Regions from separate parts of the Mus musculus genome. Here region 2 is linked to region 1. A link is a loop called in an ENCODE intact Hi-C map of the cell type or tissue named here. Cell type or tissue: gastrocnemius. All regions are shown on one strand. Links, peaks and the distances in the headings refer to the core of each region. The heading gives the core; the rest is flanking DNA. Region 1 holds the start of Rsrp1 (arginine/serine rich protein 1). Region 2 holds the start of Maco1 (macoilin 1).

Evidence for each region. Peaks named below come from ENCODE experiments on the same cell type or tissue, not always from the same donor. Only the 100,000 strongest peaks of a DNase experiment are listed, where the experiment ranks them.
Region 2: it touches region 1 in a loop (2.6-fold over the local background); 3 of 42 quality-filtered maps call a loop at or near these places.

The regions. Positions count from the first base shown.
Region 1 is chr4:134,913,776-134,930,343 of GRCm38, reverse strand. Rsrp1 (arginine/serine rich protein 1) reads right to left here and starts at 6,719. Exons shown (of 5, transcript NM_023665.3): 1 at 6,577-6,719; 2 at 5,862-6,469; 3 at 4,912-5,051; 4 at 3,526-3,609; 5 at 2,974-3,413. The coding sequence starts at 6,417. The coding sequence ends at 3,297. It overlaps Tmem50a (transmembrane protein 50A), which reads left to right and starts at 15,428. Exons shown (of 7, transcript NM_027935.2): 1 at 15,428-15,455. In gastrocnemius, for the core only: no CTCF peak of the experiment used is centred there; DNase peaks (open chromatin) are centred at 4,947, 6,057, 6,804 and 7,270; H3K4me3 peaks cover 4,322 bases; H3K27ac peaks cover 6,719 bases.
Region 2 is chr4:134,847,755-134,861,363 of GRCm38, reverse strand. It overlaps Maco1 (macoilin 1), which reads left to right and starts at 8,019. Exons shown (of 11, transcript NM_025382.6): 1 at 8,019-8,326. The coding sequence starts at 8,247. In gastrocnemius, for the core only: a CTCF peak has its summit at 8,211; DNase peaks (open chromatin) are centred at 7,406, 7,961, 8,719 and 9,248; H3K4me3 peaks cover 3,156 bases; H3K27ac peaks cover 3,740 bases.

The sequences.
Region 1 (16,568 bases), core at 3,930-11,929:
AAGACATGGGATATCTAAAAGCTTAAGCACTGGCAAGAAAAAAATGTAAACTGTGGGCAATTCTCTTTTGAGTCCCCCTCCCCTGTAGGAAGCTACTTCTCAAGCTTAATAAAACTTGGCTTGCGCCTGGCAGTGGTGGCACACACCTTTAATCCCAGCACTTGGGAGGCAGAGGCAGGCGGATTTCTGAGTTCGAGGCCAGCCTGGTCTACAAAGTGAGTTTCAGGGCAGCCAGCCAGGGCTACACAGAGAAACCCTGTCTCGAAAAACCAAAAAAAAGAAAGAAAAAGAAAGGAAGGAAGGAAGGAAGAAAGAAAGGAAGGAAAAGAAAAGAAAAATCCTGTCTCTGGATTAAAAGAAATGAGTGAGTTACTTGGCTGGAAGAAGTGAGGCAGGTGAGTTGAGTCTAACTAGCACACAAAATCCCCACAAATCAAATGGAAGGCAATACATACCTCTAAATGAGGAAGTTACAGCCGGCCTATTTCTTTTTTTATGTATGGGGTTTTAGCCTGCATCCATATATGCACCACCTGCATGCCTGGTGCCGACGGAGGTCAGACTAGAGTTATGGTGGTCCTGAGCCACCATGTGGGTTCTGGGATGGAAACATCTTTCCACTACAGCCAGTGCTCTTACCTACTGAGCCATCTCTCCAGTCTGTGCATTTCAGTGTAGCAGCCAGGCTTTGAATCTACTGGGACTAGTTTCAGGCAGTTGATAAAATGTGTGCCAGGAACCAAACTCGGTGCCTCTTACAAGAGCAGCCCACACTCAACCACTGAGCCATCTCCATCCTGTGATTATCTTCTCATGTCAGAGATGTTTCATTTCTATAATTGCAATTTTATATGTAAACTAGCATATACTCAATATGCCTTGACAAATCTGTCACCACCTTCAGTTGCTGTCACTGTCGTCCTCTGAATCACTTTTAATATGTCTTTGTTTCTTGAGTCTCCCTATACTGTCTGCCCGTCCTGGAACTCACTGAAGACCATCCTGGTCTTGAATTCAGAGATCCTACTGCCTCTCGTGGGATGAAATACCTGTGCCCTCATTAGCCTCAGCTAATCTTCATTTTCTGATCCTGACTGCTACCTCCAGAGTTCTGGGATAACAGACCTGCACTACCACATATGTTCTATACCTTGCTGGATATTTACCAACTAGGCTACATCTCCAGCTCCTCATTCCTCCTTTAAAAAACAAAATCTCACCAGGCATGGTGGCGCACACCTTTAATCCCAGCACTTGGGAGGCAGAGGCAGGCGGATTTCTGAGTTCAAGGCCAGCCTGGTCTACAGAGTGGGTTCCAGGACAGCCAGGGCTACACAGAGAAACCCTGACTCGAAAATCAAAAAAAAAAAAAAAAAAAATTCCAAGTATGGTGCCCCACACCCTTAATCCCAGAACCTGAGGGGTTAGAGGCAAGCCTGGACATCCAAGGCTATATGAAATAGACTGATTCACTGCTACCTTAAAGAACGGCCAAAGAAAGGGATGTGACCAGGAATACACATCTAGATGATTGGATTTTTAAGTTTTCTGTAGGGTGAATCTTTGTTTTCAAAGGATGCTGAGTCCAATTGCATGCTAATGATAGATAGGGGCATTCTTGCCACCTATACTCTTTGGGTGGTCTTAACCAGACACAGTGGCTCATACCTTTACTAACAGCACAAGGACAGTCGAGGCAGGAGGATCTCAAGGCCAGTTCAGGACCAGCCTGATCTACAATGAGTTCCAGGACAGCCATGGCTATGTATATCCTTACTCAAAGCACAGTAAAACCCAAAAAGAAAAAAAGAAAAGCAAATTTGCCTTTGTGTATGTGGCCCCTGGGCTGCCTCCAGAAGGGCTAAAATACTGTTACTGATGCTGGGTTCACAGAAACTCAGGAAGCATTCTAACCAATTGAGCTACATCCCCAGCCTACTATTTGTACTTAAGAGGCAGCTGCTAGTCACACTACAAATTGTGATGACAGGGAATTTAGTGTTTAAATAGACAGTGGCTCATTTGTTGGGAAATGCAAATACACAGGCTGGCTTTCCTGTCAATTTAACACATTTGAGGACTGAGACTTAATACTTTCTCATCCCCATTTCCTGGCAAAGCTCAGGAAACTTTCTGCCCAGTAGGGAATATTGTTATTCTCAGTAGACGCTGGACAAAGCTCAGCTTACAGGGTGAAATCCTCCTGCCTGAGGCACCCACTAGTAGGTTGTAACTCTAACAGGGAGGTGGAGGTTGAGTTCTCACCTGGTGTTCACGACCTAACCACGCCTGGGGTGGAAGCTCCCTAAACTAAGACCAGGGTTTTCAGTCTCTTGGGTGACAGCAATGCTAGCACTGCCAATCCTGACAAGCTCGATTCTAACTTCTCCTTAATCTGGTTGGTTACTAATTCATATTCTTTTTAAAGGATCGCTTATTGGCAAATTCCCAAACAAGATAATGGGAACTTTCAAAGTGTAGCCAAGTTGAAGCCATTAATTTCTAAAGCATGAGATCTTTTGATACTGTCAACAGGAGGGATTTGGGTTTAACAGTCTCACTGTCCTAGAGCCTGCTATGTAGATCAGACTGGCCTTTAACCTCAAGGGTCTACTTGTTACTTGTTTCAAGTGTTAAAATCAAAAGCATAAACTACCATTCACAACTAATGCTGTCTTTTAAAGGTCAGTCTTTTATTTATGTGTATCAAGTTTGCCCACATGTGAGTCACACATCCCATGGAACAGAACGCTGGGTCCCCTAGAATTGGAGTTACAGATGATTAAGAGGAGTCTTAGGGCATATTCCAATACCAGCCCTGAGGGGATACACATTTAAAGAAAAAAGAAACCAATGTCCAACCTCCCTAATGCAACACACAAATGTCAAAGTATGAATTCATAAACCCTGTGTTGTTTTCAGGAAGGTTTCTTCTTCAGATGTAGACAGACACATTCAACATCCATAAAAATCAAGACAAATAATAAAAAGTTTATTAACAAATATACAAAATTCAGTGTACAACTGTGTCTTTAAAAAATTCACCTTTGTATATAAGCAATTCTATACAATACTTACAGATATATACAAGATTCCCACCTGTATGCAATTCTCTGGGTCATCTGTGTCCTCCTATCTTCAAGAGAAACCTCAACCATGAACGTCCCCATTAAGTCTCTTTCTGTAATGGATTTTAATCACATTTACTGCTGTGATCACTCAGGCAGACGATCTAATGCTGGACACAAACCCCTCAGTAAAGTGCAGTTTTGGCAACCCCAGCCCTTAGTTTTCCTTTAGACAGGTATCCACAGTCCGTAAGGACTTTTTTTCTTATCTATTTTTGGTGATCCTGAAGACTTCTCTTCAACAGCAGCTTTAGTTGTTTTCTGCAGTGGCTTTGCTACGGAATTCTGTAAGACAGTAAGTTGAAATCAACTTCAGAGGTTATCAACACACACACAAAGCCTACATAATAAAATACCGGACACCCAATTTTCAAGAATAATGTTTGGGTTCACTTACATTGGAGCTGAAGGCTATGTTTCTTTGTGTAGAAGACTTTTCACTGGTATTTTTAGTTGCATCTTCAGTCTGCTTTTCTGAATGCTAAAGAGGAAGAGAATTTTAAACATAGCCTTAACTTTTAAAATATTGTATTTAAAAAAAAAAAGCCCAACGTACACAAATGTAGCTGTAGATACACAAACCAAATTCCATCTATTGTCACAGTTAAAGAGCTAATCAACAAAAAAAGCCTGTTTTCCAATTAGCCAGAATGACTTGGGAGGCGCAGTTCCCCACGAATACCCGACTCCTGTTGTAGATATACCTCATTTTGAGTAAGTACAATAAAAAATGCTTCATCTAAAGAAGTGAGGCTTTTGCAATCCACTCATCAAGGAGCCCCTCTTTGCCTGAGCAAAGACCAGGCAGCCCCTGAGGTCTCAGCAATGGACAGACAAACCACCTTCATTATAGTTATTTTTTACCTTATGTTTCTATAAAGCAGTTTCTGAGACCAAGTCTCTTGTATCTATCCCCTAGCTGTCCAAGGACAGCCTCCCAAGTGCTGGGATCATAGGAGCGGGGTACTAAACCCAGTCTACACAGTGCTGGGAGCTAACCCCAGGTACTATGCACCCTGACAAAGTTCTCTACAACTGAGTTACATCCCAGCCCAAATTATTAACCTTAAGATCCAGGTTTAACTTATATACTGCAGTGTGCCAATGCACACCCTCTGTAGTTCTGGAGAATCGTAATAAACTTATCTGCAAGGGAAGCAGGCCTCTTCTTCTGTAATCTCTCAAAACATCTGGAATATATTGCATATATCATGTGAAGGACGTCTAGATCACAGATGCCCACCATGACAGTGCCTCTAGGCTGCTGAGCTGTCACTGCCTTACACAAACAGTCCCTAGCCCAAAACTCTAGCATGCACACCAACTCCCTTCAACAATGGCTAAGCTTTAGTCTGTAAACATAAACTCTGACACTTGAACCCATCATCAATTACCAACAGATTTTCTTCATCACTGTCTGGAGACCACATTCATGATTTCTATAAGACAGAAATAAAGCAGATAAACTATACTGTATGCTGAGCACAGACTTGGGAACATAATGGTGTACATGAAAACTACTGACAACACTCCAGTCTCTAGAGACTAGAGGGAGAGAAAGTATTACCAACAATGTACTGTTTTTACTGTAGTGTAAAGAGCAAACCAAGTGTCCAAGTGTCGACACGAAAGTAGTCCATCGTCTCCCAGTTTCCTGTGAGACAGGCTGATACTTGTCAGATTAAGGTTTTGTTCTGGACAAATGATATAAAGAACCCCAGGAGGGTTGTGTTCACTGGCAAAGGGTAATAAATGCTGGCAGCAGCTTCCTGAAGGCACTTACCTCCACCTTTGGCCCACTGCTGGAAACAGCTGTCCCCTGGCTTGCCTCCTTGGCTCGGAGACTTGCTGGCAAGTCGAAGTTGGCTGTTCCCAGAGCTTTTGCTGCGTTGGCTTTTGCTATTTCTAGTAGCTCCATTCGATCTAAGGGCATTAAGACATTCGTTATCCTCTACTAAGTACCTCTCCTAAAACAATGTTTTTCTCTTTATATGTAAAGCAATTCTAAAAAAAATCCCTTTATAGTGAGGAAAAAAACCCAACTTTCCTTAATTACCTCAACAAGTTAGTTTTGTTCTGACAAACAGCCCTATTTTGCCTTTTCTTTAAATGTTTATTTCTGTAAACTGAAGTGTTTGATAAACTTTATAGCACAGTTATCTAGACTACTAATCTTGATACAGAGTCTGCACACAAGCTCAAACTTACCTACTTTGTAACATCAAATTGCCATGTTACTTAACAGAAAGGCCAGTCAAAACCCATTTTTGAGTAAATCATGAAAAAAAAAAATGTGTTTTGACTTCACCCAGCTAGTAGGAAAGAGTGAGCCTCCTCTCTCTTGACCACCACAGCCATAAATGGACTTTAGTTCAGGTTACTGCACCGGTCACATCCGGCATGGACTTTACTCACAAGGTGAAAGGAAATACGTGAGAAACTATATTCTACCTAACTACTAACTAAACAAAAAACTCTCTCTCACTTCAAGAAATCTCAAAAGACTTCCAGCACCAAAACAAACGCAGGCCTAGATGTTAAGATGTCCTGGGCCTAATCTTACGAAATCCCAGCTAAACTGCTCAACCACATGACTCCCTGGCTGACTCACAGCGCGCTGAGGAAGTTAAACGCGGGGAGGAGCTGGGGAGGTGGCTCGGTGATAAGCGTCCAGAACTCAATCCCCAACACCACCCCCACCAAGGGCACAAACCTCAACCTGATAAAACGCACCTTTCTCACTCAGGCGAAATGGGGTTCTACTCCTGCTGCGCGACCTGGTTCTGGATCTTTCCCTCCACCTGGGGCGATCCTCGGGGTACACCGTCCGGCCGAAGCCGTAGTAGCGCCGCCCTCTAGTGATCGCGTAGTACGACCACCGGTGCTGCGACCTCCCGCGGGAGCGCGACCTGCTCCGGGAGCGGTAGGGCGACGGCGACTTGTAGTACCTCCGCGGCCGCTCGTAACGGCTGTCGCGGTGATAGCGGTGGCTGCGGGAGCGCGACCGGCTGCGTGAGTACGAGCGTGAGTAGCGCCTGTACTTGCGCTGGTGGCGCCTGCGGGACCGGGATCGGGACCGTCTGCTCCTCCGCGGCCGGCTGTGGCTGCGCGAGGACGAGCGGCTAGAGCTGCGGGAGTCGCGTCGGGAGCTGCGGGACGAAGAGCGGCTGCGGGAGCGCGACGACAGGCGGCTGGAGCGGCCCGAGCCCGAGGTGGACGGCGAGGCTTTCTCCTGCGGAGAGCCGGGCCACATGTCGTTCACGTATTTAGACATGGCGGCCGAGGACATGGCTCCCTTCTGAAAACGGAGATCGGTCCGCAAACGCAACGGCGTCTAGGAACTACAGAGAAAGTCAAGAGTCTATCATCCAGGTGGGGCGCGCAGTGCCCAGTGCGCGTGCGCGACACCCCAGGGCGAACCGGTCCCTGACCAAGCGGCCCCACTCACCTTAAACGGATGAAGAGCTCGCGAGGGCGAGAGAGGCCAAGCGGGCACCTTTCTCTGCGACCAGGAACCGAAGCGGGCGAGGTTCCCGATTCCAGCGACCGGAGAGCACAGGAACCTCCACTGCCAAAGTCCAGACTGGGACTGAGCTTAGTGGCGACGTCAGCATCGAAAATACTGGAAGCTGGCGCCGAGCATGCGCACAGACATCCGTGCGAAAGGGCGGGTCCCACTCTCGTCCAATCGCCAAGCGATGTTGGCTGCGCCTTGGAGACACGCATGCGCGTCAGTTGTCACTCCACCAACGGCCGCGCCTCCTCCCCATCCCCCACTCCCGCCCGCCTTCTACATCCGGGTATTTTGAGGATTTGTTTACTTCAGGGTTTTTTGTTTGTTTGTTTGTGGGGTCCTTGGCTGCTTTTGGATCTTGAGTTTTTTTTTGAGACAGGAGCTAGCTGTGTACCCCTGTCACGCCTCGAACTCGCGGCAATCCCCATGTCTCTGCTTCTCAGCTAGGGGGTCTGCGCCACCACGCCCAACTTTGTTTTTCTTTGTTTGGTTTGGTTTGGTTTAGTTTGGCTTCCTTTCCTGCTTTCGATTTTGAAATTCGGGAAAAGGAGAGGGTAGCAAAGAATTTAGCCGGCTCAAAAGCTGGATCAAGGACACAGAGGACAAGTCGGTTCCCGTGCCTCGGTCGTCCCCGGGTCATGTGTCGTCCCCTCCCTCCCCCAGCCGCTGCCCAGCTTCCCTTCTTGGCTCCTCCTATGGTGGAGATTGGGAGGGGTATCCCTGGACCCCGAAGATATAGTTTTAATTTAGAAAGGCTGCTTTAACGGCCTTGTTTGAGCTAATTAAGGTAATTTGAGGTCGAGACAGGAATTCCAACGACCACAGTTGACCTTTGAGGAGCAACAGTGATCCTTGATTGTGTGTGTGTGTGTGTGTGTGTGTGTGTGTGTGTGTGTGAGAGAGAGAGAGAGAGAGTAATTTGTGTGTACAGGATGCCACCGAAGACAGAGCCATTGTGGGCCACCAAGTATGGGGGTGTTGGGAACCCAGACTTTGTGCTAGGCAATGCAGCAAGTGCTCTTAATAGTAAGCCATTTCCTGAGCCCGATAGGTCTGTTCTAAGACAAGTGTGATTAGGACAGGACATTTAATCTTATTTCCAGGGCAAATTCCAAACACTCAATGTCATGAGGCATATCTGACCTTGAAAACTGTGGGTAAGTGAACAGCACTGAACGAAATAGCTATTTCAATATTGGGAGATGGTGTTCTTAGAAATTAGGCAGGGTTTTACAGAAGCTCTGGATTTTAGAGGGAGATGACAGAAATAAGGACTCTTTGTTCGTGCCTCCTTCCTCCTCCTTCCCCAATATACAGCGAAAGTGAAGAAATAAAAACCTTACTGTGGCCACCAGGATGGCTCAGCAATAAAGAATGCTTGTGGGACTGGTGAGATAGCTCAGTGGTTGAGAGCGCCGACTGTTCTTCCAAAGGTCCCAAGTTCAAGTCCCAGCGACCACATGGTGGCTCACAACCATCCATAATGAAATCTGATGCCCTCTTCTGGAGTGTCTGAGGACAGCTACAATGTACTTACATATAATAAATAAATAAATCTTTAAAAAAAGAAGAAAAAAATGCTTGTGGAGCACTACTGACAACCTGCAGTGGAGTGGAAGGAGAGAACTGACTTCCAAAAGTTGTTCTCTAACCTCCAGAAGCCCCCATCCCATCCCATCCACCAATGGTAAAAGTTCTCAAACTGCAGGAGCTGGAGAAACAATCAGCAGTAAAGAGCACTGACTCCCAGGACCCACAGGACGGACGGCTCACACCCATCTGGACCTCCAGTACCAGGATGAGCACCACTCACCAACACACATCCACACCGTACAGACCTGGGTATAGGCAGAAGGTAACAAGACCCCAGATCTCAGCCCAACTGACTCCATAAAGGAAGTGCCGTTCAGCCCATAAAACCCAGCACCTGGACAGGGATCTTATGTGCCAAAACAAAACCAAAAAGTCCTATCCAAGTCCATAGTACTTGGAGAGTCTATAAATGTACCAACCTTGCTTTTTGGTTTCTGGACTTCTGCTTCTGGCTAAGTGTTCTTATTAACTAAACTATATCAACCCGGGATATATAAAATTTTTTGTGTGTAAAAGATCACCCTGAGAAAGGCTCAGGGCTACTCTGGCATCCCAAACACCCAGTGGAGTCAATAAGCAGCAAATAAAGAATTTCTAACCTGGGCAGTGGTGGCGCATGCCTTTAATCCCAGCACTCAGGAGGCTGAGGCTGAGGCAGAGGCAGGCGGATTTCTGAGTTCTAGGCCAGCCTGATCTACAAAGTGAGTTCCAGGACAGCCAGGGCTATACAGAGGAACCCTGTCTCCAAAAACAACAACCAAAAAAGAATTTCTATTGACTTAAATTGTCTTCTCTGGTGGATACCCCATAACACAAAACACCCATACCATAGATTAAATCCTTTATAAAGACTGTGGAGAGTTGAGGTGAGAGAACAACATAAACCCCATGTGTCTCCATGTAAGGACCAGGCCTGATTTCAGAAAAGGCCATAAGGCACAAGCTTCAGGGATAGACCATAAGTCCCAGAAACTAAGTCATAAGACCCAGGCTCTAGGAACAGACTGTAAAATCCAGAATGAGATCATAAAACCTGCTCCCAAAGAAGGGCCTGTGGGGGAGTTGGCTGGAGAGATGGCTCAGCAGTTAAGAGCACTGACTGCTCTTCCAGAGGTCCCGAATTCAATTCCCCGCAACCACATGGTGGCTCACAACCATCTGCAATGGGATCAGATGCCCTCTTCTTCTGTGTCTGAAGACAGCTACAGTGTACTCACATGCATAAAATAAATCTTTTTTAAAAACCTGGGGATAATCATAAATGGCGAAATATCTGTGATGTGCAGCCCTATTTCATCACATGGTTGAATGTTCATGGCATAGGAATGCTGACCACTGACCACCTATGAAGCCCTGGCAACCACCGATGAAATTTAAAATTTTTAAGGATTACTTCTAGAGAGTTTTCCAGGTTCCCTCTAAGAAGGCCTGCATGCCTCTGTCTGGGGCCGCCATTTTAGAATGGGGTCGCCATTTTAGAGAATGCTGGTTGTTTCTGCAGAATAAATGCTCTCTGTTTTTGCATACTATCTGAGTCTGTGGTCTTCCTTCAGCGATTTTTAGACCCTTACAGTGGAAGTGTGATCCCAGTAGCTGAGTTCTTATGCAATGTCTTTTTTCTTCTTCTCATTTTGTGACGGCCTGCCTGTAATCCCAGCTGAGGCAGAGGCAGGAGGATTCTCTGGATGCTCTTTAGTAACTGCCTACCAAGGACTCTTGCTGACTGTTCTCAGGAAGCTGTGTGGGCAAACAGAAACCCAAGTTTCACCATTTACAAATGAGGAAGCAGCTTTGCAGGGACAGTTAGTGAACCTGCTCACGTTGCAGTCCTAGGCTTCCGTTTTTGCGTAAAAGAGGCTGCAGGAGCCTTTGCAGACAATTCATAGTATCTGTCAAGTGTGTGCCTGAAAACAATGGTGACCAGAACTCTCAGGAATGGTGGCAAACACCCAAAATCCTAGCTCTTGGGAGGTGGAAATAGAAGAATCAGAAGTTCAAGCTCAAAGCCAGCTGGGTTCCATTAGACTATGTCTCAAACAAAGGAATTATTAGAAGAATTCTAGAGGCCAATCTTGAAACAGTGGGAAACAGGACCGACAGAGTGTTGGTGTCTTGAATACAGTTAACTGACTGGAGTTAAAGCTGCAGATGTTCCCATCCCCGGGGCATCAGGAACTAGAGGTGAAACCGACTGATGAGAGATCCTCCACTTAGGATCGAGCTTCTGGAGGAGCCAATCGGAAGGAAGGGGAGGCGGAGCTTACCAAAGGGAATTTAATAGGTTTAAACGTGAAAGATGCTAGGTGCTCTGAAAAAGGATGCGACAGACCCAAGAGTTCAGGAACACTGCACAATCTTTACCAAGGCTAAAATAGGGATGCGGGGTCCAGGGTAATGCTAACAGAGATAGCTCAGCAGCTAAGAGTTTTTGGTGCAGTTGAGGGATGTCTGTGTGTTCAAGTCCAGCCTGGTCTACAAAGTGATTTTCAGGACAGCCATGGATACACAGAGAAACCCTATCTTGGAAAAATCATGTGCTGCTTGCTCTTCCAAAGGACCCAAGTTCAGTTTCCAGTACCCATGTGGTGGCTCAGAACCATTGGTAACGCCAGTCTCAGGGAATCAGACACCTTTTGACCTCTGAAGGCACTAGACACACATTTTTTTTTAACTTTTGTTTGTTTGTTTGTTTTTTACTTTTTTTTGTTGTTGTTGTTTTTCAAGACAGTTTCTCTGTGTAGCCCTGGCTGTCCTGCAACTTGCTCTTCAGACCAGGATAGCCTTGAACTCACAGAGATCAGCATAAACTCTGCCTCCTGAGTGCTGGAATTAAAAGGTGTGTGCCACCATTACCTGGCTCAGACACATTTTTAATTAGAAAAAGAGAGATAAGACCTCACACCGAAGCTGTTGGGTTTTTTTGTTGGGTTTTTTTGTTTTTGTTTTTGTTTTTGTTTTTTTGGTGGGTTCTTTTTGTTTGTTTGTTTGTTTGTTTTTTGGGTTTTTTTTGTTTTTTGTTTTGTTTTGTTTTTTGTTTTTGAGACAAGGTTTTTCTGTATAGCCCTGGCTGTCCTGGAACTCACTTTGTAGACCATCTGGCCTCAAACTCAGAAATCCGCCTGCCTCTGCCTCCCAAGTGCTGGGATTAAAGGCGTGCGCTACCACCACCCAGCTGCTTGCTTTTTATTTTTTTTTAGACAAAATCTCATTCGTTGGACTTTACCAGTAAAGACCAGGACCTAAATGCTGGGTGAAGGCCTGGTAGCTCAGAGGCAGAGAGAGCCCCCCTACCCCCCGCCCCGCTGACCTTCCTCCTCTAGAGACTTTCCAGAATGATTCTCCTCTCTCACCCAAAAAACTTTCAAACTCAATGTCCTCCCCATCTATTTCCTGTATGCCATCCCCATCCAGCACCCTGGCTCCCTCTTATGCTCTACAGTTTCGTTTTTCTAAATAAGCTCATGTTGGCTTCCTGTCAGCTGGCTGCTTGCCCCCGCTTTAGACCCGAGGTTAACCTCATTTAGTCCTGTTTACAAGCGTCAATCAGAAAGGGCTGGGATCAGAGCTGTGTGCTAAGGATGAGCCAAACCACACCTAAGAACAAGTTGTTCCGGTAAATAACACAAGCTCAGGGCTCACAGTGTGATCAAATAACCTACAACAAACAGGCTATTCTGAAAGGGACAGGCGGGCCTCACACTCGCATCAACACATGGCCATTATCAGTACACTCGGTCAGAAGCAGAGATGGACACATCAGGCCTTGCCAGCTTTTCAGAACTCGTGGAATAACAGCAAATTCAGAAGCTATGAGTTTCTTGTCAGGAGGCTGACAGGTATTAACTGTGCTATCTCTCCAGGCCTACACGCAGGCTCCTTTATGCCAATTTTCTTTTTTTCTTGTTTAAAGGTTTGTTTGTTTGTTTGTTTCATATATGTGAGTACTCACTAGAAGAGGGCATTGGATCACAGTACAGATGGTTGTGAGCCACCATGTAGTAGCTGGGATTTGAACTCAGAACCTCTGGAAGAGCAGTCAGTGCTCTTAACCACTGAGCCATCTCTCCAGCCCATATTTATCAATAACACTTTTAACTGCTGAGCTATCTCTCCAGCTCCTCTTTTTTTTTCTTTACTTTTATCACAGGGTTTCTCTTTGTGTATTTCTGGTTGTCCTGGAACTTGTTCTATAGACCAAACTGGCCTTGAACTCACTGAGATCCTCCTGCCTCTAGCTCCCAAGTGCCAGAATTAAAGGGCATGGGTCACCACTGCCTGGTCTTTACAACAATCTTAACTGCTAATAATAACTCTCAGTCATACAACACACAGAATGCAGTAAATCTATATATGTCTGTATGTAGGTTACAGAAGGCCCACAGAGGGTTAAAGAGGTCATAGCTGAGTCTAAGGTGTTTGAGAGACACTGAAGAAGAGATAAGCAGAGCCGAGTGTGGTGGCACAGCAGTCGGGAGGCAGAGGCAGGCAGATTTCTGAGTTCGAGGCCATCCTGGTCTACAAAGTGAGTTCCAGGACAGCCAGGGCTATACAGAGAAACCCCTGTCTCAAAAAACTGGGGGGGGGGGGGGGAAGAAGAAGAAGAAGAGATAAGCAGAAGGCTGATAATAGAGCAGATAACTCCTCTGTGGAAATAAGATAGTGAAGCCCTGTTGGAGGTCTGTTGAAGCTCAGGGCGGGGCCGAGCTCCCAAGTCAAGATGCAGGACTATTGAAGCCAACAGGGCAGAGGAGGTGAAGGGCAGGACATGGTCCAGATGGGCAAAGGGACGGGTGGATGCATGGCAGAACTGCACAGATGGTTGGTAATTCTAACAGCCTACCTCAACAACATGGGTAGCCAATGGGTAGCCAAGAGGAACTGAAAGTGGTGTCTGCATATTCCAAAGAGGATTTTAACTGCTTGTCTCAAGAATGCCAGTCAAACAGAGATAGGCAGTAAGTGGCTATTTAGCAGGGCTATTTAGCCCAGAATAATCTCGCCCTGGACCTGCCAGTCAGACTTGCCAGTCAGGCTTGTAGGATGTTTGACCTAAGTACAGGTCTCTTTTGGATAGCTTCCTTCATAGTCTCATGGAGTACCATGCACAGGGGCTGAACCCACTCATATAGATTGGTCTGTATAACAGAATAAAAAATGTCCCCCATCGTCTTGGATATTTGGATATTTGGTTCCCAGATGGCGGCGTGGTTTGGGGAGGCGTAGGTGGTACAGCTGAAGGAAGTATGTGACTAGGGGTAGGACATGAGATTATAAATCCTTGCCCCATTCCAAGTCTCCAGCCCTACCTCATGCTTGGGGTTGAAGATGTAAGCCCCTAGCTTCCTGCTCAAAGCACTGTGCCGGTCACCTGCTGTCACATCCCTGGCCCCATGATGGATTCCTCCCTCCAGAACTATATTCCAAATAACCTCCTATAAGTTGCTTTGAGTGAGGTATTTTATCACAAAAACAGCAACGTAACTAATACAGCCAGTAAAGAAGTAGAGACAACGCAAAGAAGAAGGAGCTTTGGCTGTTTGTCCCTGTGGACCGTGGCCTGCCCTTCACCTCCACTGCCCCGGTGGCTTCAATAGTCCTGCATCTTGACTTAGGAGCTTCACCCAACCCTGAGCTCTACCCAGACAGGACCCAATAGCTCCAGCAGACCTCCAGCAAGATTTCATTGCAGAACTTAGCTTCGTAGAAGCTTTACTAAGAGCAGTTAAAAAATATGAATAGACATTTAAAAGTTTTCATTAAGATCTGCATTTGGGTTTGGTGGTGGTGGTGGTGGTAGTGTGGGCCTTTAATCCTGGCCCTTGAGAAGCAGAGGCAGGCAGATCTCTGAGATCAAGGCCAGCCAGCCTGGCCTAGAGAACAAATTTCAGGAAAACTAAGGCTACACAGAGAAACCATGTTGGGAAAAAACAAAAACAAAAGCAAAAGACCTGGAGAGATGGCTCAGAGGTCAGAGGTAGAATGTCAACTTAGCATGGGGAGGTCCAGAATAGCAACTAAAGAAATAAATGCCTACATGCACACACATGTGCACACACGCGCGCTCACACACACACACACACACACACACACACACACACAGGGCTGGGGGAGCACTGCCTGACCTTGAGACATTAACCAGTCTTTAGCCAGTCACAATAAACCTTTAATCTCTAGGGCTAAGAAATGTGTCCATTTAAAAATAGGTCCTGGAGTTGCTGGAAAGATGACGCGATGATTCAGAGTGCAGGCTGTTCTCTCGACGACCCAGGTTCAGTTCTCTACACCCACACGGTAGCTCACAACAGCTGTAATTCCAGTTCCAGGCACCTCTTCTGGCCTCTGCCAGCACAGTGCACAGTGGCGCACAGATGTGCATGCAAGCAAAATACTCATCATGTAAAACATGTAAAAGTTAAATAGGTTATGGGTCTAGAACCTGGACTGAGTGGTAGAGCCCTGGGTTCAGGCACAGTCGGGGGGGCGGGGGAGGAGGGAAGGGGGGTTGTGTGGAGGGGGTATTGTATAGTTTCAAATACTAATCAGCTAATTCCCCCTCTCAACAAAAGCTACATAGATTTCATGCTGGGGACCGGAGAGATGATCCCTCCTGCAAGGCAGTGAGCCACCCAACCACCTTCTGTGCCACAGGCTCCTGACTACCTGCCACCCACGTGAACATGAGATGACAGCAGGGCCATGCCAGCCCTCTTAAAGTCACCATCGGGCCGGAAAAATGGCTCAGCAGGTAAAGCAGGTACTTGCTGCTAAGTCAAATAACCTGAGTTTGATTCCTGGGACCCATATGACGAAAGGAAAAGAAGGACCACTCTTGGAGGGTGGGTGATCTGTCTGATCTCTACACAATGACAAGAAGAATACATTTTAAAAAGTGTAACAACAACAACAAAACCAAACAGTACAGGTGGACTGTTGCCTCCCTTCCTTGGTCCCATCCCAGAAGACAGGCTCCACTCTAGCATTTCTCACAGTGACAAGGGAGTCCGGGTAACCCACAGACTTGTCGGCGCGGTGGGCGTGGCCCATAGGCTGCACCCCAGGGATCCGCCCTTCGCTCTCGATCCGCATGCGCACTGACTCGGGGGCGGACCGGCACATCGACATCCGGGAGTCTGATTGCCTGTGGCTGTTTTGTTTTCTTGCAGAACTGGAGTAAACCGAGGCTACCAAACGCGCCGCGACTCCCAACTCCGGACTTGGACGTGAGTGCGGACGGGAGGGCGGAGCAGCGGGCCGGGCTCGAACTCGCGGCAGTGGCCGTGCCCCAGCTCCTGGACGCCGCCGCCGCCGGGGCTGAGATCCCGCGACCTGCGGGGCCGCTTCCTGTGGCGGGGACTCTTCCCCAGAACTGTGGAGCTGGGCACGCTCATCCGACGGTGGCGCGTCGGGGTTCGGCCCACGCGTAACCGCGCCCTGTTCCTCCAGTCTGCAGGGCGGGTCTGCCTTTGAAAATGTCAAAGAATTGTGCAACGAAAAATGGACTCGGGTGGGCCATTGGGGGAACCGACAATTACACATAGTGGGTTGCTTTTCTTTCCAATCATTAGATAAAAACGAGTGTATTTTCAGACCCGAACTCATCACAAAAGTCTATCAGTTTTTCCCTTTAGCTTGTTTAGAGGCGGCTAAAACTGAAATCGCCTTCCTTAGGGAGTCATGTGAGATCTGGGGTGTTCACTGTGAGCGAGTTGTATTTAATTCAGGTTTTATCTGTGAAATTAAGATGAGTTACGTTTCTCCGGCTGGGTCTGCACAGCTGAACTTGAAGGAGGAGGGTTTTATGGGATTTAAGACAATTTCGGCTGACCGTGGTAATTTGACTGCACGTTCTTTATTTAAGTCTGAATTCGTTTCAGGCCTGCCCTTTTTTGTGGGGAATGTACAAACAGCATCAGTAGCAGAGTTAGGGATAGTAAGATGAGTGCCCTTTACAAAGTAATGACATCCGAAGGCAGGCTTGGTGAAGGGACAAATAGTGGAGAAAAAACGAAATAGAAATAAAGCCCGAAGTTGAGCCGTTCTCTTCTTAATCTGGGCATGAAAGACACAGATGTAGGATAAAATGTGCAGATTCCTAGAGGAAGTATTTTCCATCCAAGTTTACATTTTTACCTTAAAACCAAAGTCTATCATGTCCTTATTATTAAAATCAAATAGGAACCTTTAGTAGGGAGCTTAAGGTTTAGAAAGCAGCTGTGGAGGGCTAAGCATCATTGCCCTCACTTAAAGAACTAGTGGACTTGAAATAATAAAATGTGACATCTTTGAGGAGATGTCATTTTTGTGACAGTACATTTTTGTTTAAGGTTAAGGTA
Region 2 (13,609 bases), core at 4,733-12,732, 70 kb after region 1:
AATGTTTATGTACCACATGTGTGCCAGGTGCCCTAGGAGGTAAGAAGAGGGCATTGGATCCCCTGGAACTGGAGTTAGGGATGGTTGTAAGCCTCCATGTGGGTGCTGGGGATGGAGCCCTGGGTCCTCTGGAAGAGCAGCGAGCAGAGCGCTGCACTGTTAACAGCAGAGCAGAGCGGTTTACTTTGTTTCTTGATGGTGACTGTGGGCAGTGCCCTGATGTCTTCCTGCCAGGCTTTCCTTACCAGGTTAGACCCCAAACTGGGCAAAGTCAGCCTATCCTTCCTCCGTAAGTTGCTTTGTTGGGTGTTTTACCGCAGCAATGGGGAAGGAACTGGGACAGATTCAATGGTTTGTCTGTCCTGTGAGTTTCACTCTAGAATGGCCTGTAGGGAAGTGGTGAAAGGTAGGGGGTGGGAGCTCTTAGAGAATGCAGGTCAGAGGAGGTGTTTCCTTGGGGGCTCTGTCTTGCAATGGGCAATGGGTCTCTCCTGTATTTTCTTTCCCTCTGCTTCCTGCCTATCACGAGGTGAGCAACCCTGCTACTTGCTGCCAGTATGGTGAAGCTTGCCCTTATCATAGACCCAGAATCAGCAGAGCCAATAACCATGGAGTAAAAACCTGCATCCTCACAAAGTCAAAATAGCAACTCTTCCCTCCAGGTTGTTCCCCTGAGTGGTAATGGCTAAGGTCCAGGTGAGGTCTCCATTCTTACTCTGGAAGATTGAGCACACCAAGGGTGTGAGCTTGCTCTAGGCCTTGGGTATGATCATTCAGTCAACACCTATGAGCTTTGGAGTCAAGCAATCTGGGTTCAAATCCTGACTCTGGAATTTATTAGCTCTGTGACCTTGGGCAAGACAATAAGTCTCTCTGGTTTTTGTCTTTGTAAAGTGTCAATCTCAGAAAGTTGGCGTGAAGAGGAAAGGAGGTGAGGGCTGGGGGTGTGCCTCATGTTTAGCTAGCATGTGTAAGGCCCTAGGTTTGACTTCCATCACCAAAATACAATTAAACAGTGTTTTCCGTACGCTTCTTTCAGGCGCCTTCCTATCCACACGGACTTAGACTCAACTCCCCCAATAAAACCAGAATTCTGGAGGCTGGCGAGATGGCTCAGTGGTTAAGAGCACCGACTGCTCTTCCAAAGGTCCTGAGTTCAATCCCAGCAACCACATGGTGGCTCACAACCATCCATAGTGAGATCTGACACTGTCTTCTGGTGCATCTGAAGACAGCTACAGTGTACTTAGATATAATAATAAATAAATCTTTAAAAAAACCAAACAAACAGAATTCTACAGCACAGAGTTGGAGGCCTAATTGTCAAAGCAGTTTCCAAGCAGCAAGGTCTTTTCTACAGCATTTTAACGTGGTGACTAAGAGTCCAGGCTGTAGGGGCAGATGGCATGGGTTTGAATCCCAACTCTTTCACTTACTGTGTGAAAGGGACAGGCTAAGTGACATCACCTCTCTGTGCAGAAAGCCTCTAACCTACATTATGGTATCAATAGTAATCTCCCCTTCACAACAGGGTTGCGAGAACGTCTATCACCTACAGAGCTTCAGTGGGAAGTGCCTGGGCAGCAAGATGGCTCAGCAAGGGTTAAGCTGTTGAACCTTACTTAATCATCCTGAGACTGATGACCCAAGCTTGGTCCCCCAGGACCCAAGGGGGCAGAAAGAGAGAGCCAATCCCTTCAACCTTGGCCTCTGACCCTCGGTCCTTCCCAATTTCAAAAAATAAATGTAATCTAAGCGCCTTGGCGAGCTGTGCGCCACGCTAAGCAGACTTCCCAGTGGGAACGTGTGGCAATACATCCCACCGATTTGCTTTGTGGGGCATCTGGGCTGTTTGCAGTCTCAGTGCCTTTCCTGTTGCCCACCAGACAGGCTCTCACATAACCCAGACTGGTCTCAGATGCTCTCTAGTCAAGGATGGCCCCAATCTCCTGATCTTCCTGCCTCCGCCTCCCACTTGCTCTAATTACAGGCTTAAGCCACCATCCTTGCCACATTGTCTGGTTCTGAGTGCCAAGGTGAGCTCCCTTCCTCAATAGGTTCCCTGGGGAGAAGGGTAGGCATGTGTAAGTCAGCTGTCTGGGCTTTGCTGGGTACAGAGCTCAAGACAGCTGGGGCCAATGCTACCCAGTGCTACCCACTGGAAGCTGCAGAGGGAAATGCCATGCCCGGGGTGGGGTTGGGGTGGCAAGGCCTCTTCCTTCTTTGTGAAGCAGGATCACTCCAACTCTGTTCTGAGCTCAGCTGAAAGCCAAATGCAAGTCCCAGCTTCTTGTCCTCATGATGTGTCAGGAAGGACAGGCCTAACTTCTCATCTGACCTCGCACCTCTGTTTTGAGTTTAGACAGTTGTTATTGGTTACTTCTCTAGCTTCTGTGACAAACAAAAACAAAATACCCAATAAAAGTGGCAAATGGGATAGGAAGTTCCAGAGGGGAAACCTGGAAAGGGAATCACATTTATAATGTAAATAAAGAAAATATTCAATAAAAGAAAACAAAAACAAAAAAAGACAGGAGTCAGAGCAAGATAAATAATTTAGACTTTGTGGGCAAAATGAACTCTAACACAACAATTCAATTAGCCATTGTAGGATGAAAGTCATCGTGGATAACAAGTAATGGCTGCGACACTGCATTTCAATAAAACTTTATTTACAAAAAGAAAAAAAAAAGTGGCAGAAGGAAGGGAGGGAGGAAGGAGGGAAGGAAGGGCCAGCTTCTTATGGTGGCTCACAGTCTGTGGTATGGTCCATCATGACGGGGATGCCATGACATCAGCAGCTTGAGGCAGCTGGTCACACTGCATCCCACAGTCAAGAGGCAGAGAGAGGCGAATACTGGTCAGCTCACTCTCTCCTATTTATTCTGCCTGGGACTGGGACGCCAGGCCATGGAATGGTACTGCTCACATTCAGGGTCGGTCTTTCTATCTCAGTTAACCAAATCTAGAAACTTCCTCATACACAAATGGTGATTCTAAATCTCATCAAGTTGACATTCAAGATTAACTACGGAAGTGGCAGACTCTTGTAGCCCAGGTTGGCCTTGAACTTCTGATCCTCCTACTTCCACTATTCCCTGCTTCCATAGGTACTTACCAGAATACCTGACTTAGGAGAGGCAGGAGAGGACTTTGTACATACCAGGCAAGTGCTCTACCCAGACCCTAACCTACTTGAGAGCATATCATCTCTCTTGTTAATCATCTGTGAGATGGCCACTGCTGACCCCCTCTGCTTTTCAGATGGGTGTTGAAGCAACTGAGAAGGGGTGGGGTATGTTCTCAAAAGACACTGCTATAAGTCGCTTACTTTCGTGCTCTCTGGATCTCAAGAGGCTATCTCAGGGCTTGGGGGGGGGGGGGAAGGGGACCACTTGGCTAAAGCCCAAGAGACTAGTGACTTGTTGGTCTGAGAAGCATAAAGGAAGAACTTGGAGAAGGAAGTCCTCTTTGGGCCTGTGGCCTGTCCCTCCACTCATGGCAAGAAGACCATTCTCTTGGGTTGACAACATGGCTCTGTGGGCAAAGGCACTTGCCACCAGGTGCGACCACCTGTGTTTGATAACTGTAGCTAACCTATAACAGCAGAAAGAGGAAAGAGCGTTGGTCTATACATGCTGTGCACAGCCCTTTCCCAAATAAATAATATCTAATCAAAATACATTCGTGGGGGCTGGAGAGATGGCTCAGCAGTTAAGAGCACTCACTGCTTGCTCTTGCAGAGATTCTGAGTTCAATTCCCAGCAACTACATGGTGGCTCACAATCATCCGTAATTGGATCCGATGACCTCTTCTGGTGTGTCTGAAGACAGCTACAGTGTACTCATATAAATAAAATAAATAAACATAAAAAAAAAGAACAGAGTTTTCTTACCTTCTTATCGCAGACACTGTACACCAACTCTGGTTGCCATCAGCTTGGCAGGCTCAGAGGTTTATACCCCCCCCCCCTTCGTGGGCTGGTGCTGAGCTACCGGCTCCATGAGGTATGATGGTCAGGGACCTCAGCCTTCTGTAAAACAGAGCTAATACCAGGCTAGAAGCAGCTCCAGAGTGGATTCTGGCACAGAGTAGACAGGTGACACAAGGACACAGAATAAGGGGTGTCCCTGGAGTCCCGAGCCCAGGCCCTGGTAAGCTCAACAGGCTAGTTGGGTTACCTGTCCTCCATAAGCTGATTAAGCAGACACATTAATAGAGAAAAAATCAGATTTATTTTTCTGGCCACATTGTGGAAAGGGACAAAGCTATCCAGTGATTCCCCCTTTACCCCTCCACAGGTTCAAATTCAGTCCTAACAAGAAGGCCTACAGAGAGCCAGAGGTGTGCAAGAGATACACAGTCTGGGTCAAGAGGCACTCCTGCCCACCCTTGACCCAGGATTGTCAGCTCAATGCTCTCCAACAAGGTGCTCTGTGAACTTGTAAAACTTCCTTGAAGCCCCTGTTCTGGCTACCCTGGGCCTCAGACTTTTTTCTCCTAGCCTAGTTTATTCCTGTGGGATTCCAATTTCTTGGGGGCTACTGTTTTCCTAGTCTGATGAGTCAAGGCTGCAATTGAGCAACCCTTTGGAATATCCTCACTCCTGCTGAGCCAGTTACAGGCTGGGCCGGAAACCCACACCTCCAGGCGATCTGATGGCTGCTTCTCAGCCATCACTCTGAGAGCCGGTCCAACCTTTCTCTGCTTGATTTAGGTTCGCCACAGTAACCTTGGCCACACCCTCCTACTTCTCCTAGCAACAGCACATTTCTCCCTGCACAGTTCTGACACCTCTAGAGCACCCTTGCTGGGAACCTGGTGGCAGGCTGCACTGTGAGCTCCAGGAACTGATGCGTCTGCAGCACTTGTGTTGTTGGTCCTCTGAATCGCTCATCTGTCTAATCTACAGTGGGAGCCCAGGGAAGACAAGCCGAGCAGAAGAAAGTGCGGTTGCTGGGCCCCCAGATCCAGAACCTTCTTGTCAGGGAGGAAGGATGTTCATCACAGTGTCTAGAGCCAGGACCTAAGCAACTATCTGCTCCCCTCAATGCATTCATGTCGCCAACTGCCTGTACTTCCTTTGTGAATCAGTCTGCAGCAGCTGAAGTCTTGGCTACTCCAGACATTCTGTTTCTTTCCTTTCTCAGTGGTGGACAAACCTGGGCAAAGCTTCTAATGCTTCCACATCTGGTATTACTACGCTGGAGTAGAGGTCAGAGAGGCACACGTCCAAAGAGCAGTCACTTGAGAGCAAGGCATGGTGGTGCACACCTGTAATGCCAGCCCTGGGGAGGTTGAGGCAGGGGGAACTCAGCAGTTCAGAGGCCAGCCTGGGCAACACAAGGAGACCCTGTCTTCAAAGGGGGAAGAAAAGAAAACAAAGAACAGAGCTGGTTAGGTTAGCTTGTGCTTAAAATACTGGTTGGTACTTTGGAGGTTGAGACAAGGGGGTATTTGCAAGTTCAAGGTCAGCCTGGGCTGTAAAAGGAGACCTTGTTTCAAACTTCAGGGTCCAAAACAAAAACAAACAAGTAAAGCAAACAACAGAAAGGGTTGGGTAGGGGGAAAAAAAGGAGGAAAAAGAAAAGAGCAGGGAGTTGCTTCAGCAATAGCATGATGCTGGGCTCTGAGGGCTCATTATCCTTCATCCTTAAGGCAGACCTCAGTGTAATCAGAGGCTCTGAGGGATTCAGTAACTTGCCCAAGCTAGTAAGTGGCCAAACTGGAATTTCAAGCTTGCTCTTAAACAGCAGGAATCCTTGCCATTTTTTTCAAAACTGCATCTCCACAGGGTATAGATTTGATCCTCCATGGTGGACGGACAAGCTTCACCCTAGCTACTTTAACACACTGCCAGAGACGGTGTAAGTGGGAGAAAGAAGGGAAGAAGGGAAGAGCAAACTGGTAGCTGGGTTTAAAACAGAGCACGTAAGCCTGCATGGTGGCACACACCCTTAATCCTAGCACAATGGGAGGCAGCAGAAGGTAGATCGCTGTGAGGTTGAGGCCAGTCTGGTGTATAAAGCAAGTTTCAGGGCAGCCAGAGCTACAGAGAAACCCTATCTTGAAAATCAAAGAAATACACACACACACACACACACACACACACACACACACACAGAGAGAGAGAGAGAGAGAGAGAGAGAGAGAGAGAGAGAGAGAGAGAGAGAGAGAGAGAAATATGATCCTGGTGTATAGACCAAGTTACAGGTCAGCCAAGGCAAAGCAAGAAACCTTGTCTCAAACCAACCAACCAACTCAAAAGGATTGCTTGCTTGAGTGGCTCACAAGAGGAGAGTAAGTTCCCATGCTAAGACTCTGGGTACCATCAACACTGGGTTTCCCTTCCAGGTACCAGGGAAATCTTTGAAGGCACTGATGGGAACTTAAGAGCTTTGGAGTGATGTTGACTAAGATGGGTGACCACTGGCCAGGAGAGGTGCCTGTGGTCCCAGGGCAAATCAAGATGGCATCGAGTTACTGGACATATAAAAAAGTAAAAGTGTGCTAGATGACTGGGGACTCTAGTTACTGAGGGGGTGAGGTGGCAATGCCACTTGCTAGGGCATTCTGCAACCTCTTAAAGAAATCTTTATAAAAGGTTGTAACAACACGTAAAACGAAGACTCTGATATGAAACCAAATGTCTACTATGTGCTCGATTCTATTTTATAGAAATAATAACAACTAAGCAAGAAAATTGTGTAAGACATACACTAAAATGCTTCTGCCAGTAGTCAGGAGCCACCAGTGATTTGCTTCCTATGGCTACTTTCCCACACTTCCCCGGTTTTGCTATTTATTTATTTATTTATTTATTTATTATTTGTTTGTTTATATAAATTGTTGGTACATGTTACAGCCTTGGCGGTCTTCACTTCGTAGACCAAGCTGGCCTCGAGCTCAGCGATCCACATGCCTCTGCAGTGCTGGGATCAAAGTGGTGCGCCACCAACAACGCCCGGTAGTCTTTGCCGCTTAAAAACCAAAACCAAACTTATTTAGGAACTGTGTTTGTGTGGGCGTGCGTGTGGGAGGTCAGGCGGCAACTTGTAGGAGTTCCTTCTATCCGCCCACCACGTGGATTCCCGGGTTCGAACTCGGTCCTCAGACTTGGCAGCAAACGCGTTTCCCCGCTGAGCATCTCACTTGTCTTTTTGCCGTTCCGCCCTCACCGGTAAGCTACAGAGCTAGTGGGCGGAAAGAGCAAACGACCGCCTCACGCAGCCTCTGAGGCCGGGGAGGAGCCCGCGGAACCCTCAGCCTGCGCAAACCTGCGGACGTGGAGCCCGGCCACGCCGCCGCACACGCCCCCGGCAGCCCCGCGCGGCGTCGCGCGCACCCGAGGGGCCGCCCCTCTCTGGTGACGCGAACCAGGGGCGGACCCGCACAGGCCCCGCCCCACCACCTCCGATTGGTCGGCGCGCTGTCACCACGTCGCGGGAAGCTGGCAGGGTGTGTGTGAGTGTGTGTGTATGTGTGTGTGGTTTGCTTTGTCATTCGTGGCCCGGCTGACGCGGCCGGTATGGCTGCGTGCTCGGCTGCCCGCAGAAGGGGCCGCGGCGGCGCTCCCGGGACGCCCTCTTACATAAGGACGCGGCTGACTGAAGCACATGTCAGCGCAAGGTCCCCACACGCAGCGCACCACGCCGTTCGGTTCTCACACGCCAGGCGGGAGCCCGCGGCGCCGCGCCACACGGTGTACGCCGACGTGGGCCTCCCCACGGCGAGACGCAGCCCAATAACCGCGAAGCGTACCTTCGCAACAAGGCATAATATAGGATGTTATATTTATAGGGCCTATTTATAAGCCTCTATTTAACTCTTTTCTGATAGGCCCGGCCACGCGTCTAGGCCTTATCCTGATTGGTGTGTCCTTCTGTCCTTCAAAAAGGCGGGCTTAAGGGTCCGTGTTGCCTCAGCGGGCACCGGGATTGGCCGTGCGCGGCGCGGCGGCGCCTTCGATTGGCTATGCGGGCCGTCCGTCGCGGCAAAGGAGGCGGGGCGGGCGGCTGGCTGGTGCGGGGCGGGCGGGCCCCGGAATTGTCATTTCTTTGTTTCCGAAGGCGGAGGAGGCTCGGCGCCCCCCTCCTGGCCCCCTCCCCCCCGGTGCTGGCTCCATGTCTGTGTGACCGGCCGCAGGGGTAGGATTCAGGCCCGACGCGGGGCGGGCGGGCGACGGCGGCTGAGGTGAGAGGCGGCGGCGGCGGCGCGGCTCGGGCACCGGCCCCCCAGCGGGAGGATGAAGCGGCGGAACGCCGACTGCAGTAAGCTCCGCCGCCCCCTGAAGCGGAACCGGATCACCGAGGGTATCTACGGCAGGTGAGCGGCGGTGCCGGGCGTGGGCCAGCGGGTCCCGGGCGCCGCTCGGAAGGGGCCCGGCCCCGTTATGTAACCCCCCGACTAGGCCGCATGCCCGCGCCGGGGGCTCTCCTGAGGCGCGCCGCCCGCGGAGCGCCGGGCCAGCCAGCCAGCCGAGGGTCCGCCCCGGGCCACGGGGTGTGGCGAGGGCCAGGCGGAGGGCGCGGCGGGCGCGGGCGGGAGCCACGGGGCCGCCGTTGGCGGTGGTGTGTCGGGGGGAGGGGCGGCACCCCCGCGGCCCGGAGCCCAGAAGCCCGGGGGTCCCCAGCAGGCTGTGCGCTCGGTCCCCTACCGAGCCCGGGTCACGCTGGGCTCGGGGGTTGGCTGCCCGAGGCTCGTGGACGCGTGCGGCCGGGCGAGCGAGCCGCCAAAGTTAGGAGCTGCCAGGGGCGCGGGACCCTCGGGCTCGGGGCGGGGCCACGCCGGCTACTCTTCTGCGCTCTGCTGCCTCACGGGGTCCCCACCTTGGCTCGGAGCGCCCAAGGCTGATACCCCCAGATCGTGCCGGTGACACCGCTCCAGACCGCGGCTTTTCTCAGTTCCTCAGCAAACATTCTGACAATTGCAAGCAGATATTTTGCAGGGATTCTCGCCCAACTCAGGTTTGGGGATTTTTTTTTTTTTTTTAAATCCTCTGTTCATGAAGGAAAGTGGTGTCCCTTTAAATAGAAATTGAATCCACTTCTCCTGGACAGAAGGACAACAGGTTCATGGGGCATTTCGGTGACTGTCACAGCTTCCCCAAGCCCAATTTGTGTGCGGAGGTTATTTTCTGGAAATGCCTATTTCCGAGGCGAAGTAATTAGTTTACGACAGAGAGTGCTCAGCATGCGGTTGAAGGCTTTACTTGAGTCCTCTTGGCGCCTTACGGTTTAGGTCTTGCTGTGAATCTTGGAGAAAAATACAGGCGGTAGCTGATGACATCCAAGTTGTAGCATAGCTGTACACCTTACACATGCGGTTGTTTACACGTGTGAAGTGGCTGCCCTCCACAGGCAGGTGACTTACCTAACCATGAAGGGGGATTCTTCAAGTTTAAAAGGAGTAAGAAGTCAAAATCCTAGGCTAGATGATACGTAAGGAGCCACGGATCGCATCCATTCATTCAACAAACGTGAATACTATTTGCTCAACAGTGTTGGAGTCAGTCAGGACACAGCTGTTAGCAAAACCGATGAACATGGTTGTTGAATCAGATGTGACAATAAGTAAAACTGAAAAAGCAAACCCAAAATTTTCTGGCAGATTGAATGGGTGGAGGCAAGCCTGCGTACTATAAATTCTTGAATGAAGGAAGGCTTTTTTCCTTAGCCATTGAAAACATTAGAAGAACTTCCCATTAATAGCAGCGCAAGAATAGAAAATAGAAAAAGTGTGTTAAAGTTGGCAGGTTAGGACCCTGTGGTATTTGAATTTCTATTCACAGTCACAGAAGATGAGCCCCCTCATGACAAGATTGGAAACAGCTGTGTTGTTTGCCTGATTTCTGGTGTATTTTAGCTTTTTTCCTATTTAAACAAACACCTGGTTTATGACTTGTAACTCAGCAGCGGAGCAGTTGACATGGAGTTCCTCTTTTAATGAAGATCTATTGTTATACTAATGGGCCTTACTTAGCCTTTGAATTTCCTTACCCTAAAGGTTAATAGTAAAAACACTACGTCCATCATTCAGTTTCATGTGTAAAACTTCAAAAACCTAATTGGTGCTTCAGCTCTGTCTGCTCTCAGCTCTGTTGGGCTTTCTTTGTTAAATGTCAGTAAAGGAACATAAATATATGTCTACCTGTCTTTTTTGTTTGAGGCAGAGTATTTCAGTTCCCATCTCTGTTTCTTTGTGTTATGGAGTACCGCAATGGGAAAATCATACGGTGTTTTATCCCCTTTCCGTTTTTAAGGACTGTGTTGGAAAACTTCCAATATTTGTTAAGAAAATGGAATGAGTGGGCTAGTTATAAATTAGGACATTTGAGGATTCATGGATATCAAATGTCTGTTGATCATCAAATTAAAGTCTGTATTCAATTCTGTTTCATGCCATCTATTGCCTGTTTTGTTTCTGAACATCTGGCCAATTTCATCTCATTAAAAAGGAGCCCTCTTCCCAAGGGCTGTGTTGACAATTTTGATATCCACTGTCTAGTCTTCTGTTTCATAGCCTAACCTTCCATGGCGTACTGTGTTCACGCTTCTCTTGTGCCTTGGCATGTGTGAGGGAGCTGCTAAGATGAAAAGCACTGGACTGCAGCCTACCAGAGACCTGGGCCAGACTCAAAGTCCCAGCCCTGATGCTTTGGACGAGTAGAACATCCACTACTTTGAAGCTCACTTCTCCCACCCGTTAAATGACCTTTGAAGATATATAAATATACATGTGCATATACAAACACAGTTTGTTGTGGAACTCCTTATAAATTCCAATGCTTTATTCAGACATTTTTTTTACCATATTATTGCTATTATAGCCTATTCTTTAAGGAGGCATGAAAGGCCATTAGATTTGACCCAATCAAAAGCCAAAGTTGACTAATAATAACACGGGACCACTTGCTGCTCAGTGCTGCTTTAAAGCAATGAATCTCAACCTTCCTAAGCTGAGACCCTTCAATACAGTCCCTCATGTTGTGGTGACCCCCAACCGTAAAATTAATTATTCTCGTTGTTACTTCATAACTAATTTTGCTACAATTATGGATCATAATGTAAATACCTGTGCTTTTTGATGTTGATGGTTTTAGGGCACCCCTGTGAAAGGGTCATTTAACCCCCAAAGGGGTTGCAACCCACGAGTTGAGAACCACTGCTCTAAAAATCCTGGTGCTTTAATCATGGGCAGCTATTTCTGAGGTGATTGTCAGAGGAGATCTCTCATTGTCAATATCATAGCTCTGTTGGAATTCTGTTTGAGGGCCAAGATGCTAGGGAGTGTTAATCTGAGGTATTGTATTAATGCTGTATATATGTACATATATATACACACATATATACATATATTACATAGATATGCATATACATATATAACGTGTATACATACATACAGATATGCATATACATTATATATACACACACACTATCTATATCTATATCTATATATATCTATATATATAGTGAGTCCCGGATTCTGGTGGGTTCTTCTGCTCAGACCTGGGGAAGTGCTTCTGGGTCACCGCCGGCTGCCGGCTCTTGGTACAATGAGGAAAGTCCTCCCCCCTCCCCAAAGGGTCGGAGCACTAGGAAGGTTGAGAACCATTGTTTTTTGTTTGTTTTTTTGTTTTTTTTTTTCGAGACAGGGTTTCTCTGTATAGCCCTGGCTGTCATGGAACTCACTCTGTAGACCAGGCTGGCCTTGAATTCAGAAATCTACCTGCCTTTGCCTACCAAGTGCTGGGAATAAAGGCATGCACCACCACTGCCCGGCTTAAAGATTTATTTATTATTATATCTAAGTACACTGTAGCTGTCTTCAGACAGCACCAGAAGAGGGTGTCAGATCTCATTATGGATGTTGTGAGCCACCATGTGGTTGCTGGGATTTGAACTCAGGACCTTCGGAAGAGTAGTCATTGCTCTTAAGAAGAGCAGTCAGTGCTCTTAAACGCTGAGCCATGGATCTCTCCAGCCCCAAGAATCATTGTTTTAAAGCAGCACTGAGCAGCAAGTGACCCCATGTTATGATTAGTCAACTTTGGCTTTTGGTTGGACCAAATCTTATTTCCTTTTATGCTTCCTTAGAGAAATATATATACATATATGTACGTACATACTGTGTGTGTGTGTGTGTGTGTGTATGTATATATATATATATACATACACATACACATATACATATATATATTGTATATGTACAGTACTATATACACAAACATGTCCATCATCTAAAGATCCAAATAGTCTCTCAAAAATGTTATTCCAGTCAAGTTAATAATTAGGATTAAGAGGAAAGAAACAGGGATGGTGTTTTTGTTATTACTAAGAGCTGCCATTAAGTGTAATTAAAAAAAAAAAATAGCTGAGTTACCATAGAACCAAACAGGTAGGCAGTCACTATTCAGGTGTTAAGTGGATAGATAAATACATAAATATAAGCTAATACAGTCTATTCATAGAAAACCTACCTTGTAGAGCTGTGGAAGCTATAGGATAAGACATACGTCTCAATTTTCAGGGATTTACTGTCTAGTAGGCCGAAGTAATACTCTTAAATTTGTACAGTGGCTTAGAGCTTTCAAAGAAACTAGGGTTCTGTTCAAGTAAAAAATGTTTCTGTTGGATCAGACTTCAACTTTGTTGTAGTTGTTCACCTGACCCATCAGCAGCTGGTTTCTCCCTGTGCTATTTTATGAAATAGACAGTTGTTACTAAGAGAGAAAATGCTTTCCAACTCAAATGAGGTAGACTTGAAAATTATGAAAGCCAAGTTACTAATAATGAAAACTCCTTAATTACTACACATGGAAGTTCCTGGACTCCTGGCTGTGAGTCCCTCCTCATGCTGCCCTCAACACCAGTCAGTGCACTGGGCTTGCTGCTAAGCATCTCAATACAGTGCTGATTCTCCTGGAGGGGGACTGCCTGTTGTGTGGTGTCCAACTCTCTGCGTAGGTCACCCTATCTCTTCTAAGACTTTAAAAGAGGAAGGTATTTAGGTAAAAATATGTTAATTATAAGATGTGGGCAGAAATATACTAAAGTATATTTCAAGCCTCTATATTTAAAATTGTTACTTAAAAGAATAGAGTAAGAATTTTAATTCACATGTGCATGTCCAGCGTCAGGAAATGGTTTTCTGTCTCTGTTTCTGGTGGTTGAAGCTTGCACCTCTTCATTGTGAACTTACAGCACTTCCTATATGGGGCTCCACTTGAAGTGGTGCCTGAAGCTTACAGTGTAGTACTGGACCTGACAGCACAGGGCTTTAGGACTGCCCTGCATGAGACTCTCCTACCTTTGTTTTCACAACAGTCTCCTGGTCTTCCAGGTTAGAAGCCACCAGTCTTTGCACCCTCCTTTCCTTTCCAGTTTCCTTTTCCAGACCCTTGTCTACACAGCACTGTCTCTGGAGGATTCACTCGGTTGTTGTTCCTGCCTCTTTAATGATGTTTTCTAAACCTGGCTTTAGATTCCTTTGGGCTATGTTTATTAAAGTCACTGGAGGCTGGCTGCCTTGATTGTACATGTGTTCTGCAACTGGAACTCCAGATTCCAGTGTCGCAATCTCACAGCCTGCAAGCATTTCTGTAATCTT